5 separate regions of the Homo sapiens genome follow, and regions 2, 3, 4 and 5 are each linked to region 1. Evidence: chromatin contacts called from ENCODE Hi-C or POLR2A ChIA-PET data. All regions are on one chromosome and are shown on one strand. The core of a region is the stretch at or near the end of the contact, and the rest is flanking DNA. Distances in the headings are between cores, read along the strand shown.

The links. Hi-C counts contacts between places; a loop is a spot of excess contacts on that map. ChIA-PET counts read pairs that join two places held with the same protein, here RNA polymerase II (POLR2A). Pooled maps may share reads with other maps.
Region 2: a loop to region 1 is called in a map of GM12878, with 6 times the contacts of the local background. The contact joins the promoter of CD70 here to the enhancer-like site in region 1. A Hi-C loop is called at or near these places in 1 of 168 maps with a recorded cell type or tissue (GM12878), 21 of 37 single-sample maps with no recorded cell type and 8 of 50 pooled maps. POLR2A ChIA-PET finds 5 or more read pairs at or near these places in 6 of 52 experiments (GM12878, H1, activated B cell and 3 more).
Region 3: a map of mammary epithelial cell shows a loop between it and region 1 (4-fold over the local background). The contact joins the promoter of TNFSF9 here to the enhancer-like site in region 1. A Hi-C loop is called at or near these places in 10 of 168 maps with a recorded cell type or tissue (CD4-positive, alpha-beta memory T cell, Jurkat, K562 and 7 more), 4 of 37 single-sample maps with no recorded cell type and 13 of 50 pooled maps. POLR2A ChIA-PET finds 5 or more read pairs at or near these places in 12 of 52 experiments (AG04450, GM10248, GM12878 and 9 more).
Region 4: a loop to region 1 is called in a map of naive thymus-derived CD4-positive, alpha-beta T cell, with 15 times the contacts of the local background. The contact joins the promoter of KHSRP here to the enhancer-like site in region 1. A Hi-C loop is called at or near these places in 1 of 168 maps with a recorded cell type or tissue (naive thymus-derived CD4-positive, alpha-beta T cell), 11 of 37 single-sample maps with no recorded cell type and 16 of 50 pooled maps. POLR2A ChIA-PET finds 5 or more read pairs at or near these places in 3 of 52 experiments (CD4-positive, alpha-beta memory T cell, CD8-positive, alpha-beta T cell and activated T-cell).
Region 5: a loop to region 1 is called in a pooled map, with 4 times the contacts of the local background. The contact joins two enhancer-like sites. A Hi-C loop is called at or near these places in 3 of 50 pooled maps. POLR2A ChIA-PET finds 5 or more read pairs at or near these places in 2 of 52 experiments (CD4-positive, alpha-beta T cell and activated T-cell).

Annotation. Positions count from the first base shown.
Region 1 is chr19:6,861,344-6,864,151 of GRCh38, forward strand. No RefSeq gene overlaps it. Among named protein-coding and RNA genes, the nearest start is that of ADGRE1, 25 kb to the right of the region's middle. RefSeq lists an enhancer at 1,661-1,800. Within about 2 kb of position 1,553, at least 14 of the 41 ENCODE cell types and tissues checked have a DNase peak (open chromatin) inside an H3K27ac peak, as active enhancers do; they include CD8-positive, alpha-beta T cell, GM12878, PC-9 and 1 more, where a contact is called at or near this core.
Region 2 is chr19:6,589,436-6,592,524 of GRCh38, forward strand. It overlaps CD70 (CD70 molecule), which reads right to left and starts at 1,715. Exons shown (of 3, transcript NM_001252.5): 1 at 1,406-1,715; 2 at 668-701. The coding sequence starts at 1,567. RefSeq lists enhancers at 615-984, 1,485-1,884, 2,955-3,089.
Region 3 is chr19:6,529,689-6,532,506 of GRCh38, forward strand. It overlaps TNFSF9 (TNF superfamily member 9), which reads left to right and starts at 1,338. Exons shown (of 3, transcript NM_003811.4): 1 at 1,338-1,615. The coding sequence starts at 1,349. RefSeq lists silencers at 1,166-1,395, 1,536-1,605 and enhancers at 2,016-2,115, 2,717-2,818.
Region 4 is chr19:6,423,167-6,426,343 of GRCh38, forward strand. KHSRP (KH-type splicing regulatory protein) reads right to left here and starts at 1,645. Exons shown (of 19, transcript NM_001366299.1): 1 at 1,287-1,645. The coding sequence starts at 1,535. SLC25A41 (solute carrier family 25 member 41) reads right to left here. Exons shown (of 7, transcript NM_173637.4): 7 at 2,871-3,177. RefSeq lists an enhancer at 1,953-2,072.
Region 5 is chr19:7,181,653-7,184,525 of GRCh38, forward strand. It overlaps INSR (insulin receptor), which reads right to left. Exons shown (of 22, transcript NM_000208.4): 3 at 2,664-2,873. Among named protein-coding and RNA genes, the nearest start is that of INSR, 110 kb to the right of the region's middle. Within about 2 kb of position 1,624, at least 26 of the 41 ENCODE cell types and tissues checked have a DNase peak (open chromatin) inside an H3K27ac peak, as active enhancers do.

The sequences.
Region 1 (2,808 bases), core at 303-2,802:
TGAAATAGAGCATAGTGGTCAGGGCTCCAAGAGATTCTAAGGTCCTCTGTGCCCCTGTGAAATTAGCTATAAAGTTTTGGGAAAGACTTCGCCTCTCTGAACCAGAGAAAGATAAAATCAGCTCGCCACAGGCAGAGAGTCGGTATGCACCTAAGCACAGAACCACGCTCTTAACCGTCACTCTAGTGCCGGGTGGGGATCTTGGTATATCCTAGCTCTCTCTGCAACCCCAGGTAAGCCAACGCCTAGATGGTACCTGCACACACCTGGCCAGGTGCAGGATATAGCCTCTGAAGCCTGGAGTGAAGTGTTTTTCATGTTTGAGGAACCATGAATCTAGAAATGGGTGTTGGAGGAAGCAATGCAGTCACAAGGGATCAGGAACTAGGACGGGGGGTTTCTGCCCCTCCCGTGACTCCCCCAGAGTCACACCATGAACCTACCTATGGCCTAAGGTGGCTACCTGGGCTGTCTAGTTCAGGGTGTTGGTGAGGTTGAGGTCATGGACTTGTTCTTGGAGTTCCTGGGTGGCCCTCACCTTCAGCCCCAGGCTGTGTGAATGACTCAGGCGCAGACCTGCCTGAAAAGCACGTATAATCCAGTAGGGGACTTAACAATCAACCAGGCAATTATAACACAGAGTTGATGAATTTCATAAGGAACACAGGTGGCTGTGGGAGCAAATACAGATCTAACCCAGGCTTGAGTAGGGGAGGATGGTCAGGGAGGGCTTCCTGGAGGAGGAAACATCTAAGGTGGCAACTGTATAATCAGCTGGATGGAGTCACCTAGAAAATAAATGAGGGGACAGCCTAGCACGGTGGTCCATGTCTGTAATCCCGGCACTTGGGGAGGCCGAGGCGGCGGATCACTTGAGGTCAGGAGTTCGAGACCAGACTGGGCAACATGGTGAAACCCCCATCTCTACTAAAAATACAAAAATTAGCCGGTGTGGTGGCAGGTGCCTGTAATCCCAGCTACTCGGGAGGCTGAGGTAGGAGAATCACTTGAACCTGGGAGGCAGAGATTGCAGTGAGCTGAGATTGCACCACTGCACCCCAGCCTGGACGACAGAGTGAGACTCAATAATAATAATAATAAATAATGAAGGGAAAGTTTTTTAGGGAGAGGGGCAAATGATAGTGATCCTGGTAGGTTCTGGAAACTTCAAGGGGCTCATTTTGCTTGGAGAGGGAGGAAAGTGGGGGTGGGGTGGGTGAAAAGTTGTTGGGAGACCGGGCGTGGTGGCTCATGCCTATAATCCTAGCACTTTGGGAGGCCGAGGCAGGTGGATCACTTGAGCTCAGGAGTTCGAAACCAGCCTGGCCAACATGGTGAATGTACAACGGACAGCCCCCAATACAGACAGACAGACACACACACACACACACACACACACTCACTCACTCCTACCCCCAGCCCTAAGAATTTACAAACACTGATAAAGACAAATGAAATCAGCGGATATAGACTTCAAACGCCGTCAGACAGACACCCACTAGATCAAACAGGGACATTCCTAAACATCACACAGACACATCGCCAGGCAGTCCCACCGCAGACAGCCACAAATTAAAGCCGCGCTTGCCCCCTGATGGACAGCAGCAGTAGTGCGCCACCTCGATAGCGCAATCTCCCAGAGCGCTGGCATTGCAGGCGTGAGCCAACGTCCGCAGCCAAACACGTTCATATTGTTGAGAAGGCAGAGAAATACAAAGTAGGTGGAAGGGTCTCCACCTACAGCTGTTTTCTGTGGTCTGAGGATTCTTCCCACGTCTTTAATTTCTAGTGCTTTCTAGGGGTCTCAACTTGAACTATTTAATATTTTCTGGAAGAGAAACATTTTTTGTGGGGGGGGCGGGTGGGGGTGGGACCGAGTCTCGCTCTTGTCTCCCAGGCTGGAGCACAGTGGCGCGATCTTGGCTCACTGCAACCTCCGCCTCCCAGGTTCAAGCGATTTTCCTGCCTCAGCCTCCCGAGTAGCTGAGATTACAGCGCCCAGCTAATTTTTGTATTTTTAGTAGAGATGGGGTTTCACCATGTTGGCCAGGCTGGTCTCGAACTCCTAACCTCAGGTGATTCGCCCGCGTCGGCTTCCCAAAGTGCTGGGATTACAGGCGTGAGCCACCGCGCCCGGCCCAGAGGAACTTTTTTTTTTTTTTTCCAGAGGAACATTTTTTATCCAAAGGAATGACTCCCTAATGGTGGAATTCCAGGCAATGAAGTGAGGCGCGAGGCAGATTGTCACATAGGGAGCTGTCATATTTCATGGGTACCATTCACGCAAGGCGGGACTTGTTCTTAGGCAGCCAACACTTCCGCATTGTCCTGGCATTTGAGCCGCGGAACCAAGTTCCGCGTATCTTGCCCATTGTAACCCCACAGCACCAATTTGAAGCTATGTAGTGCCCTCTGGTGGCCTTCGGTGATTTGGCTTCAGTGTCTCAAACTCTCTGATTAGACTGTTTCCAAAGAGAAGGCTGTTAGGGGGCCTCAGAAGTCAGGTTTGGATGTTTGAGCTCTAAGCTGCAGGATTTGGGGAGCCGTGGTGTGGGGGTGATTTATTTATTTATTTTTGAGAAAGAGTCTCACTCTGTCGCCCAGGCTGGAGGGCAATGGTGTGATCTTGGCTCACTGCAACCTCCACCTCCCAGGTTCAAGTGATTCTCCTCCCTCAGCCTCCCGAGTAGCTGGGACTACAAGAGCCCGACACCACGCCCAGCTAATTTTTGTATTTTCTTTTGAGTAGAGACGGGGTTTCACCATGTTGGCCAGGCTGGTCTCGAACTCCTGACCTCAGGTTATCCA
Region 2 (3,089 bases), core at 465-2,964, 270 kb before region 1:
CTGGAGAGCAGTGCCATTATCTTGGCTCACTGCAACTTCTGCCTCCCAGGTTCAGGCGATTCTCCTGCCTCGGCCTCCTGAGTAGCTGGGATTACAGGTGCCTGCCACCACACCCGGCTAATTTTTGTAATTTTAGTAGAGACGGGGTTTCACCATGTTGGCCAGGCTGGTCTCAAACTCCTGGGCTCAAGTGATCCACCCGCCGCGCCCTCCGAAAGCGCTGGGATTACAGGCTCCAGCAACCACGCCAGGTCGCCTCTCTCGTTTTTATTCTCTCTTCCTCTATCTGTCTTTTTTCTCTTTCTCCGTCTCTCTCCCTCTCTCTCGTTCTGTCTCCCCCGCCTGTCTCCCTCCCTCCCTCTTCCACTCTCCCTGCGTCTCTCCCTGTTTCTTTCTTTCCCCTTCTTCTCCTGTCCCGTCTGTCCCCTCTGTCCCTCTCTCTGTTCTTTTTTCTGTCTCTCCCTCCCTTTCTCTGGGCCTCTCCCTCCCTCTCTGTCTTCTCTCTGTCTCCCCCTCTCCGTTTCCCTCCCTATCTCTCCCTCCCTCTCTCCCTCCGTCTCTGTCTGTGTCTCTTTCTCTCTGTCTCTCCCCACTTGTCTTTCTACCTCTCCTTCCTTCTCTCTCTGTGCCTCTTCTTCTCCCCGTCCCTCCACGTCCCCCGTGTTACCTGTGTGATTCAGCTGCAGCTCAGCTACGTCCCACTGGAAGAAAAGACCAGAAAACAGGGCACGGACGTAAGCAGAGAGGTTCTATGTGTCCCCTGTGCCAGGAGCTCTCTTTTCTCTGTCCATCCTCCTTTCCACCTCTCATCCCACGGCGCGCACTGGTGATTTTATTTCATTTTATTTTTTTTTACTCTTAAGACTTCTTAAAGAGGAAGCAGGTCTGAACCAGCGGGGAACGTGAAGTCGAGACCTTCAAAAGAACTTCTTCGTTTCCCGAATCGTTTTCCTGGATGTCACTGGGCGCGAGAGCACCGCGCGCAGCGGACTCTCTACGCTGCAAAGGCGCCCGGCGCGGTCCCCAAAGGGACCCCTCCCCCACCCGGAGCGAGTGGCTGGGGCCATCCCGTCCTAGGAGGCCCCAGGAAGCCCCCACGCCCAGCCTTGTGAAGCCCCCAGCAGCCTCTGAGTCAGCCTGCCGGGGGAACACCAGAGCCGAGTCATCTTCCATTTCCATGTGTGCCTACCTTTCCCATCCCGGGATCTCCCTGTACCTCCTGGCAGGGCTGCCTGTCTCGTAGCCCCTACACCGGGCAGCCTGGTCCCCGCCTCGCCTCCCTGTTCTGGTCTCTGTCTCTGCCCTACCAGATCTTCCTCTCTGGCCTCTTTGTACCCATCTCATTCTGTCTTTTCGGTCACGCGCCTCTCTATGTTTTCTTCCCAACTTTTCCATCTCAACTCACCCCAAGTGACTCGAGCGGCAGCTGCTGCTGAGCCTGTGCGAAGCGCTGGATGCACACCACGAGGCAGATCACCAAGCCCGCGACCAATGGGACCAAAGCAGCCCGCAGGACGCACCCATAGGGCCTGCGCCGCACCGAGCAGCCCGAACCCTCCTCCGGCATCGCCGCGGCGATCACCTCCGCTAGCGCAGGAGGGGCGATGGGGGCGCGGAGCGCTGCCGAGAAGGAAGGAAGGAAACTGCAGCCCCCTCCCGGGGCTCCTGGGCGTCTACTTGCTTCAACCTGTCAGGGGACCAGCCTGCCCCTCTCTGGGGATGTCCGGCCGGTCGAGGGGAGGGACTTGAGCAATTGGCGAGGGGAAATTCCCTCCAACCGCTGCCAGTCTGAAGATCCTAAAGTGGGTGGAGGCAGTTGCCAGGATGCAGGCAGTGGCCCCGGGTGAGCCTCAGAGTTGCCTGCCCCCAACCCCTCCCCGCCCGACCTTCAGGCAGGAGACATTCAATCTTCCTATTCCCCTCTCCACCTCATTCTTCTGGGGCCCATTCATTTATTCAACAAACCTCCACTGCACATTTATTAGGGATTAGATTGTGCTGTGCACTGGGGATACAGCAGACATCCAAGAATTGGGGGTGCTCCCCAAATATTCGTGTACCCCTCTCCTGCATTTTTTTGATTTGTTTTGTTTTTGAGACGGAGGTCTCCCTCTGTCACCCAGGCTGGAGTGCAGTGGCGCCATCTCAGCTCGCCGCAACCTCGATCTCCTGGGTTCAAGCGATTCTCCTGTCTGAGCCTCGCGAGTAGCTGGGAGTAACATGCGCGCGCCACCATGCCTGGCTAATTTTTTGTATTTTTAGTAGAGATGGGGTTTCACCATGTTGGCCAGGCTGGACTTGAACTCCTGACCTTGGGTGATCCACCCGCCTTGGCCTTCCAAAGTGCTGGGATTAAAGGCATGAGACACTGCACCCGGTCAGTTATCTCCTGCATTCTTGGAGACCACCTGCTTTTTTGTTTAAAGTTAAATTAAGTTAATATTTTTATTTTTTATTTTTATTTTATTTTATTATTTATTTTTTTTTTTTTTGAGACAGAGTCTCGCTCTGTCGCCCAGGCTGGAGTGCAGTGGCGCCATCTCGGCTCACTGCAAGCTCCGCCTCCCGGGTTCACGCCATTCTCCTGCCTCAGCCTCTCAAGTAGCTGGGACTACAGGCGCCCGCCACCACGCCCGGCTAACTTTTTGTATTTTTAGTAGAGATGGGTTTTCACCATGTTAGCGAGGATGGTCTCCATCTCCTGACCTCGTGATCTGCCCGCCTTGGCCTCCCAAAGTGCTGGGATTACAGGCGTGAGCCGCCGCGCCCGGCCTAAATTAATATTTTTAGAGACAGAGTGTTGCTCTGTTGCCCAGGCTGGATGCAGTGGCGCCACACAGCTCACAGCAGCCTCAAACTCCTGGGCTTCAGTGACCCTCCCATCTCAGCCTTTTGCATAGTTGGGTCTACCAGCACACGCTACCATGCCCGGCTAATTTTTTTTTTGGGGGGGGTAGAGGATAGGGTGTTACTATGTTACCAGGCTGGTCTCAAACATCTGGGCTCAAGCGATCCTGCTGCGTAGGTCCCCCAAAGTGCCGGGATGACAGGTGTGAGCCACCGCATCCAGCCTCCTGCTGCTGTTCTCG
Region 3 (2,818 bases), core at 88-2,587, 330 kb before region 1:
AGAGACAAAGAGAGATACAGAGACAGAGATAACAGAGCCAGAGACAGAGAGACAGAGACAGAGATAACAGAGCCAGAGACAGGGAGAGAGTGTCAGAGACAGAGACAGACACAGAGATAACAGAGCCAGAGATAGGGAGAGTCAGAGACAGAGAGAAAGAGACACAAGACAGACATAGATAAAAGAGCCAGAGACAGGGAGAGGCAGAGACAAAGAGAGATACAGAGACAGAGATAGCAGAGCCAGAGACAGGGAGAGAGTGTCAGAGACAGAGAGACAGACACAGAGATAACAGAGCCAGAGATAGGGAGAGTCAGAGACAGAGAGAAAGAGACAGACAGACATAGATAAAAGAGCCAGAGACAGGGAGAGAGACACAGAGACAGAGACATAGAGACAGAGATAACAGAGCCAGAGACAGAGTCAGAGACAGAGACAGAGAGAGCCAGACACAGAGACAGAGAGAGAGAGTCACAGCCAGAGACAGCGACAGAGATAACAGAAGCAGAGAGAGGGAGAAAGATAACAGAGCCAGAGACAGTCAGAGACAGAGATAGAGAGACAGAGATAACAGAGCCAGAGACAGATACAGAGACAGAGATAACGGAGCCAGAGATAGGGAGAGAGAGTCAGAGACAGAGAGAGATATATAGACAGAGATAACAGAGCCAGACATGGGGAGAGAGAGTCAGAGGCAGAGAGAGAGAAGACAGATAGAGAGACAGAGCCAGTGATAACAGAGCCAGAGACAGGGAGAGAGAGTCAGAGAGAGATACAATGAGAGACAGAGATAACAGCCAGAGACAGAGTTAGACAGAGAGATACAGAGACAGAGATAACAGAGCCAGAGACAGGGAGAGAGAATTAGAGACAGAGATAGAGAGAGACAGAGACAGAGATAATACAGGCACAGAGGCACGCATAGACATAAATTGGCAGAGAGAGAGAAAGATCTCTTTCCACCCACTGCAGAGGCAATCAACAGAGACAGAGAAAGACGTTAACGGGGAGACACAGAGAGCAAAGGAGACTGAGTCAGCAAGAGACCCACAGAGATACCGGGAAAGAGCGGCAGAGAGGGAGAACCAGGGCGATGGAGAGACAGCAGGGAGAAAGGAACCTGGAGCCGAGCTTGGAAGGCCGGAAACGGAAAGGAGAGCGAAAAGCGGAGAGAGATCCGAGTGGAGAAAATTCCGCAGAGTCACGGGGACGAGGGGAAAGGCTCTGGGCTGGGAAGGGGCGTGGCCGCGGGCGGAGGGGCGTGGCCGCGGGCGGAGGGGCGTGGCCTCCTTTTGTAGCCAAGCAGCTATAAAAAGCGGCGCGCTGTGTCTTCCCGCAGTCTCTCGTCATGGAATACGCCTCTGACGCTTCACTGGACCCCGAAGCCCCGTGGCCTCCCGCGCCCCGCGCTCGCGCCTGCCGCGTACTGCCTTGGGCCCTGGTCGCGGGGCTGCTGCTGCTGCTGCTGCTCGCTGCCGCCTGCGCCGTCTTCCTCGCCTGCCCCTGGGCCGTGTCCGGGGCTCGCGCCTCGCCCGGCTCCGCGGCCAGCCCGAGACTCCGCGAGGGTCCCGAGCTTTCGCCCGACGATCCCGCCGGCCTCTTGGACCTGCGGCAGGTGAGACGTGCCCCGACCCTCGGTAGCTGGTCTCGCGGGAGACCCCTACCGCCCCTCTGGGACTCCCTTCTCCCTCCCGCACCCCCAGGGACACCTGTTCTACACTCCCGGCCGGGGAGAGGAGACCCACCGGGGCTCCCATTCTCCATCTAGCACCGAGGCCGGGGGGGCACACCTTTCATCCCGCACCCCTACGACACCTCATCTGTACCCCAGGCCGGGGGCGGGGAGGAGACCGCCCAACAGTTCTTTTTGGACCCCCCAAGGGTCTCCTTCTTCTAGTCCGGGGGGCACCCCTTTCATCCTGCGCCCGCTACGAGACCCTATCTGTATCCCGGGAGGGGGAGAGGAGACCCCCACAAGTTCTTTTTGGACCTCCAAGGGCTCTCCTTCTCCGTCTTGCACGGGAGGGCACCCCTTTCATTCCGCATCCCGAGACCCCATCAGCACCCCAGGCCAGGAGGAGGAGACCCCCACAGTCCTCAACCCCTCAGGGATACGTCTTCTGCACCCCGGGTCGGAGAAAGGCTGGCTTCCCTCCATGTGGCAGTGGGTGGGGGCACCCCTCTTCATTCCGCATTCCCAAGGCACCCCATCTGCACCCTGGACGGGGGACCCTCCGCGGTTCTCCAACCCTCGACGGCTTCCTTTCTCTATGTAGGACTTAGGACATTGAGGGCACCTCTTTTTACCCCGCACCCCCACAAGCTCTGCATCTCTGGGGGGAACCTTTTTTCCATCCCCGATCCGAGGGGGGCACTTCCTCTTTATCTGGGACCGCCAAGGAGACCCCCAGTTCCTTTGCTAACTCCCAAAGAGCCTTATCCCCAACATCTGAGGTACCCCTCTCCCTTTCAAGACCCCCAGGGGAATACCCCCAAGGGGGCTGGAAAGAAGAGGGATCGCTTTTCCCTCCTGAATTCTTGGAGATCTGTCCTTGGGGCAGGTTGAGCCACCAGCTTCGTGTGTGTGTGTGTGTGTGTGTGTGTGTGTGTTCGTGTTTGTGTGGGTGTTTGTGTTCGTGTGTGTGTGTTCGTGTGGGGGTGCGTATGTGTGTGTGTTCGTGGGTGTGTTTGTGTTCGTGTGGGTGTGTGTTCGTGTGGGTGTTTGTGTTTGTTCGTTCGTGTGGGTGTTTGTGTTCATGTGGGTGTGTTTGGATATTTGTGTTCGTGTGTGTCTGTGTGTGTTCGTGTGGGTGTTTGT
Region 4 (3,177 bases), core at 395-2,894, 440 kb before region 1:
TACTCGGGAGGCTGAGGCAGGAGGAGCACTTCAACTGGAGAGGTGGAGGCTGTGGTGTGCTGAGATCGTGCCACTGCACCCCTGCCTGGGTGATATTGAGACTGTTTCCAAAAAACAAACAAACAAACAAAAAACCAAGACTCTATGGGACACAAGTTACATCTCAGACACGTGAAGAGCAACTTTAAAGAAACCTCAACCCAGCAAACTTAGGATCAGAGTCTGGGGTTTAGAAACCCAAACCATGTTAAGAATCTCCCTTTCCACCAGTCTCCATTTTTCTACGCTGCCCTAGAGCCAAAACTCATGGGATGCCCACAGGGGGCCTGTCCCCACCAACTGACAGCACCAGCTTCCTCCCTTCAAGCTGTCCCAGAATCAGACGGTTCCATGGGCAATAAGACCAAATGCACGCTAGAACCCACCCAACTCCAAGGGTGAGAGAGACGACAGAGGGCCAGAACACAGGCGTTCACTTAACGGGACCTCCCACCTTGGGAGGAGCCAGTCTCTAGCCCCGGAGGCATTGGGACAGCCCAGGAGCCGGTCGGCGGCAAAGTCCTCCCATTCTACCGACCCCCACCCCTCCAGGCCATGGGGAGGCTGCAAATGGAGCTGGAGAGGTCAGTCCTAGCAGCATGTGACACTTCCTTGTCATTACGCCTCAATACACGGGGGTGGGAGACCCTCCCTTCTTTCCCCCAAAGAGACAGACCACGCTTTCAAGCCACCAAAGCATCCAAGAGCCAGTCCCCATGCTCGTCTTCCCCATTTCGCCCAAGTGCTCAGCCCTAGACAGGTCCCCATCCACTTTCCCGACTGAAGAGGAAGGACTGTCCCTCCCACCCCCACAATGTCCCTTTCTCCTAGAGAGGGGACAGAAATGGGACTGGGTTGGGGGCAAACACTGCCCTTTGCCCTGATATGGAGGGGAGAGTAAAGGCCCTCCGCCCGGGAAGGTGGACCCCTGCCTCCAGGCATGTCCTAAGGCCGGGGGGCTAAGGGGGGGGTCCCAAAAGTGCGTCTCCGAGCTCCGGGGCGCCTGCACACCCAGGCGCCGCTCCTGGTGACCCCCAGTGCGCCCCTACTCCCTGCAGGGGGGTCACCCGTTGGGATCCCACTCGAGGCGCAGCGGGAGGGCCAGGCCCCCGCCTACCGCCCACGTGACCCCGCGACGGCCCCGGCCCCCCTCCGCGACCCTGCGCGCGCGCGCGCACGTGACCCCCGCCCCCTCCCCCGCCTGCGCGCGCGCGCGAGCGCGCCCCTCAGGCCCTCGGCCTCCTCACCTGGCGGGCCCGCTGCACGGCGTCGGCGAAAGCGTCCTTGCGGATTCCCGGGCCGCCTCCGCCGGGTGGCTGAGAGGGGCCCCCGGCCGACCCCCCGCCCGGGCCGCCGCCGCCGGGACCGCCGCCGCCCCGGTCCCCCGCGCCTGGCGGGCCCGGCGGAGGGCCTCCCCCGGCGCCTCCGGCTCCCCCGCCCCCGCCGGCGGGCGGCGGCGGCCCGGGCGGGGGTCCTCCCGTGCTGTAGTCCGACATGGCGCGGCGGGGCCGGGCCTGGCGCGGAGGCTGAAGCTGAGGAGGCGGCGGCGGCGGCGGCGGCTCAACGCGGGAACAAGGCCTCGCTCCACACGGCCGCGGAGCACTCTGGGAACCCAGCCGCTGGGAGGACGACGAGGGGGGAGAGAGTCGCCCCTCCCGCCGCCGACGTGACGGACGACTCCGGCGGGCCAATGGGAGGCAGCCGCCGCACCCCGGACACCAATCGCGAGCTCTGTAGGAGGTGGCCAATCGGAGTGCAATGAGGGGCAGTGGGCGGGAGGCTCAGAGTGACTGACAGCTCTCAGAGGCAATAGCTGCGAGCTGCCCGTGCTGGGCGGGCAAATGAAGGAGATCTGAGAAGGCAGGAGGCCCAATGAAACGCGAGTGCCAGATTCGCGGGGCGGCTTCAGAATTAGATTGACGGTTCTGAAGAGTCACGTGGACTGTAAGGCCGGGCCTAGTGGAAGACTCCTATGGACCGGCTGGGTGGGCGTTAGGTTTGATAGTCGTGGACACAAGCCAATGAATGCACGTGAGAGGTGGTGCTTGTAAAGATGGGCAGCCAATTAATCCAATTCCTGACGAGTTCTGGGTGATGAGGTTGGCTTTGGACTTTAATTGCTTCCCTTGTTAACCAGAATCCTTTTCTATCCCTGACTTCTAAGCCAATGGCTGAGCGACATGGGTGGGTGTTCGGTGACTGACACTGGTCTGGACAAATGGGAATGAAGGAAATCAAAGCGCCCACTTTTGGTGGGAGCCAGTGGAAGCGCCGCTGCATTGGGGCGGAGTCGGCCACCAGACAGCGAGGGGATTAGCGGGAACTGTAGTGAATGGCAGCCGACGTGGGCGGTGGCAATCGGCTGCCCGAACTCAGGCCTGATGTCTGGGTTAGCTCACCGGCAGCCTGGTTGGGTAGGCCCGGCACGTGGCCCGCTTGAAGCCTTAGAGATCGAGCGCTTCCGGAGGTGGGGAGGCCGGAAAGCAGGAAACTCGGGATCCCCCGGGCCTTCTTCTCTCTCGACCCCCCATCTAGAGCGTCCAGTTCTCTTGCAGGACTCAAGGAACCAGCCCCACTCACGAGTCCAGAACCGTTCCAACAACCGGGATCGAGGGATCACAGCCTCGATCACACCCCTCACTTCACACCCCTCACTCCCTTCGCCTAAGGCCCTGGGATCCAAGCCTCAAGCTCCTATCCTAGGTCCTCACTTCCTCTCCTGGACACAAATTCCCATTCAGGACCCAGAGGCCCAAGGTCCCCAGCTCCCCTACTGGGTCCAGGGATCTCATGCACCCAGTTCCACTCCTAGGCCCAAGTATCCAGACACGTTCAGCAAAAACCATCTCTTTATTCCTTGTTGTGTGACATGTTCACCATTTCGCCCTGGAGCCAGGACGACCCACAAGGGGCCAGACTGGAGTCCACGTTTCTTGTCTCAGGCTGCACCCTGGGGAGGGAGTCCCAGGAGTTTTCTGACCCAGCACTGCCCCCCTCCACCCACCACCAACCCCAGCTTCAGGAATCTTCTGACCCAGAGCCCCACCCCCACCCCCAGCCTGCTTTTGCCACCAAAAACTGCCCCAGGGCCTGAACCTTGAGGCCTCGAGGGCTCTTTGGGGCCAGGGGTCATCAGGT
Region 5 (2,873 bases), core at 374-2,873, 320 kb after region 1:
TCTGCCTCCTGGGTTCAAGCAATTCTCATGCCTCAGCCTCCCGAGTAGCTGGGATAACAGGTATGCATCACCATGCCCAGCTAATTTTTTTTTTGTTTTTGTATTTTTAGTAAAGACGGGGTTTCACCGTGGTGGCCAGGCTGACCTTGAACTCCTGCCCTCAGATGATCCGTCCACTTCGGCCTCCCAAAGTGCTGGGATTACAGGCATAAGCCACTGTGCCTGGCCAAGGCCTTTTAACATGGGTTCCCAGAACTCTGCTCTGAAAACATCAAGAACTCCTTCCCAGATAAGCCACCAGAATGGAAGAAAACATCTGGCCCTATTTGATATCAAACCACATTAGAAAATGCCACAGTACGATTAAGTCTTTCATAAGATAAAAAGAAAAGCTTCAGGCCAGGTGCGGTGGCTCATGCCTGTAATCCCAGCACTTTGGGAGGCCGAGGTGGGTGGATCACTTGAGGTCAGGAGTTCAAGACCAGCCTGGCCAACATGATGAAACCCGGTCTCTACTAAAAATACAAGAAAAATTTAGCTGGGTATGGTGACAGATGTCTGTAATCCCAGCTACTTAGAGGCTAAGGCAGGAGAATCACTTGAACCCGGGAGGCTGAGTTGCAGTGAGCCAAGATCGCACCATTGCACTTCAGTCTGGGCAACAAGAATGAAACTCCATCTCAAAAAAACAAAAGCACAAACAAAAAAAAATTGGCCAGGCTTGCTGCCTCACACCTGTAATCCCAGCTACTTGGGAGGCTGAGGCAGGAGAATGGCTTGAACCTGGAAGGCAGAGGTTGCAGTGAGCTGAGATCATGCCACTGCACTCCAGCCTGGGTGACAGAGTGAGGCTCTGTCTCAAAATAAATAAATTAATTAATTAAAAGCTTCAGAAATAAAAATATTAATTTTTTTAAACCTACGCAATAAAATACGGTGACAATGCACCCCCCTCTCCTTTGTTTTCTTCCGTTCAGGAAAGGTCCCAGATACCAAGGATGTGCGGTCAATTTCTCAGGGTTTCTGTTTTAGCATCTCCCGCATCATCAGTGAGAAAATCAAAGGAGGTTGCTATATTTCTCAGGCCATTGTTAAGGTGAGGGAAAAATGCCTTTTATTTAAGGCCAATGTCTTTTAAACAAACATCTTGCCAGAAGATATTAACCCATTTTTTTTATTTCAATTGTGATTTTAAAAAGAAAGAAATGAATCAAAAGGAATATGGTCATTTCCTCAATCTTGGGAATACACTGGCCAAAAAAAAAAAAAAAAACCTAAAACAAAAGTCTGTCTGGTATGAAAAGGTGATTTATAGACCCTTTTGGTCAATAAAGCCAAAAGGTTTTTTTGGTAGGTTTTTATCAACAACGAGCAAAACAAAACATATTGTACTTGCAGGTTTCACAAACACTCAAAGAAAGAGTCATAAGAACTGAAATTACAGCTTGTTTTCCTTCCCGCCCTCTCCACCCAGGGAAATACAATTTCCCACCCCAACACTCTCGCTTGGCTAATTCTCAAGTCTGAAGAGGAAGATACTTTACGTAAGCAGGTCAGCTCAAGGCCTCTTGATGTGTGTCTGTTTCTGATTTGTTTTTGTGTTGTTTTGTGGTGTGTGTGTGTGTGTGTGTGTGTGTGTGTGTGTGTTTTAAAACAAAACATAAAACCTCAATACAAAAACCAGGAAACAGATTTTTGCAACTCAGTTACGGCCCCAAAATAGCTCATGGAAGAAGCTCACAGTACGAACAGAAAGTCTGCGATGTGCGTAGGAAATCTGACTCTGTCGAAGAGAGAAAACCCTGCTATTTCTCACCCAAACGGCAGGAAATGGTTTGATTATACTGTCCTTCAGAGAACAGCAAAGCCCTGAGAATAATGCAGAAGCGAGTCTCTTCCTCCTGGAGACAGTATGTTCTGGGCTAATCTTGGCACACCACCAGGCTACAGGTCAGGGAAGACACGAAAGACCTTGGTATATCCTTTATGTGACAATGATGAAGCTACATCAGTGAGGACAGGCCACGTGGAGGATTTTAGGGAAAACCAAGGACTCTGTCCTTATTATATTTTCTTGTTCTGAAGCCAACCACAGAAAGCTTAGAACTGAGGTCCACAATGCCAGACTGGGTGCGGTGGCTCACACCTGCAATCACAGCACTTTGAGAGGCCAAGGCAGGTGGACCACCTGAGGTTGGGAGTTCGAGACCAGCCTGACCAACATGGCGAAACCCTGTCTCTATTAAAAATACAAAAATTAGCCGGGCATGGTGGCAGGCACCTGCAGTCCCAGCTGCTTGGGAGGCTGAGGCAGGAAAATCGCTTGAACCCAGGAGGCAGAGGTTGCAGTGAGCCAGGTTCGTGCCACTGCACTCCAGCTTGGGAGTCTTGCGGCAAGACTCCATCTCAAAAAAAAAAAAAAAGAATGGTGGGCACAATGCCAGAAGTATATACTATCTGGTCCTTTAGAGAAAAAGGTAGTCAACTCCCACTCCCAAGCCCAGGACCAAAACAGGGTGCAAAAGTAGCATCTGAGAGCAGAGACCTCACTCATAGCCAATTAACCCTGGGTTTGCACACAGTTTTAACAAGCGGCATCGTCACAACCAACCCCACGTTCCTTCTCCTCTCGGCTGCCCCCCAGACCCACATCCAGAACTCACTTGCTGGAATTCATCGTGTACCCGGAGGGACACTCAGGGATGCACTTGTTGTTGTGAATGACGTACTGGTGGCAGCCCTGCCTCCGCGAGTTCTTGCATTTGTGGTGCAGGTCCTGGCAGAAGCTGAAGTTCACACAGCGCCAGTCCTGGAAGTGGTAGTACGGGGGCGGGCAGGTCTCCACACACCTGCCGTCCAGGTAGAAGTTGCGG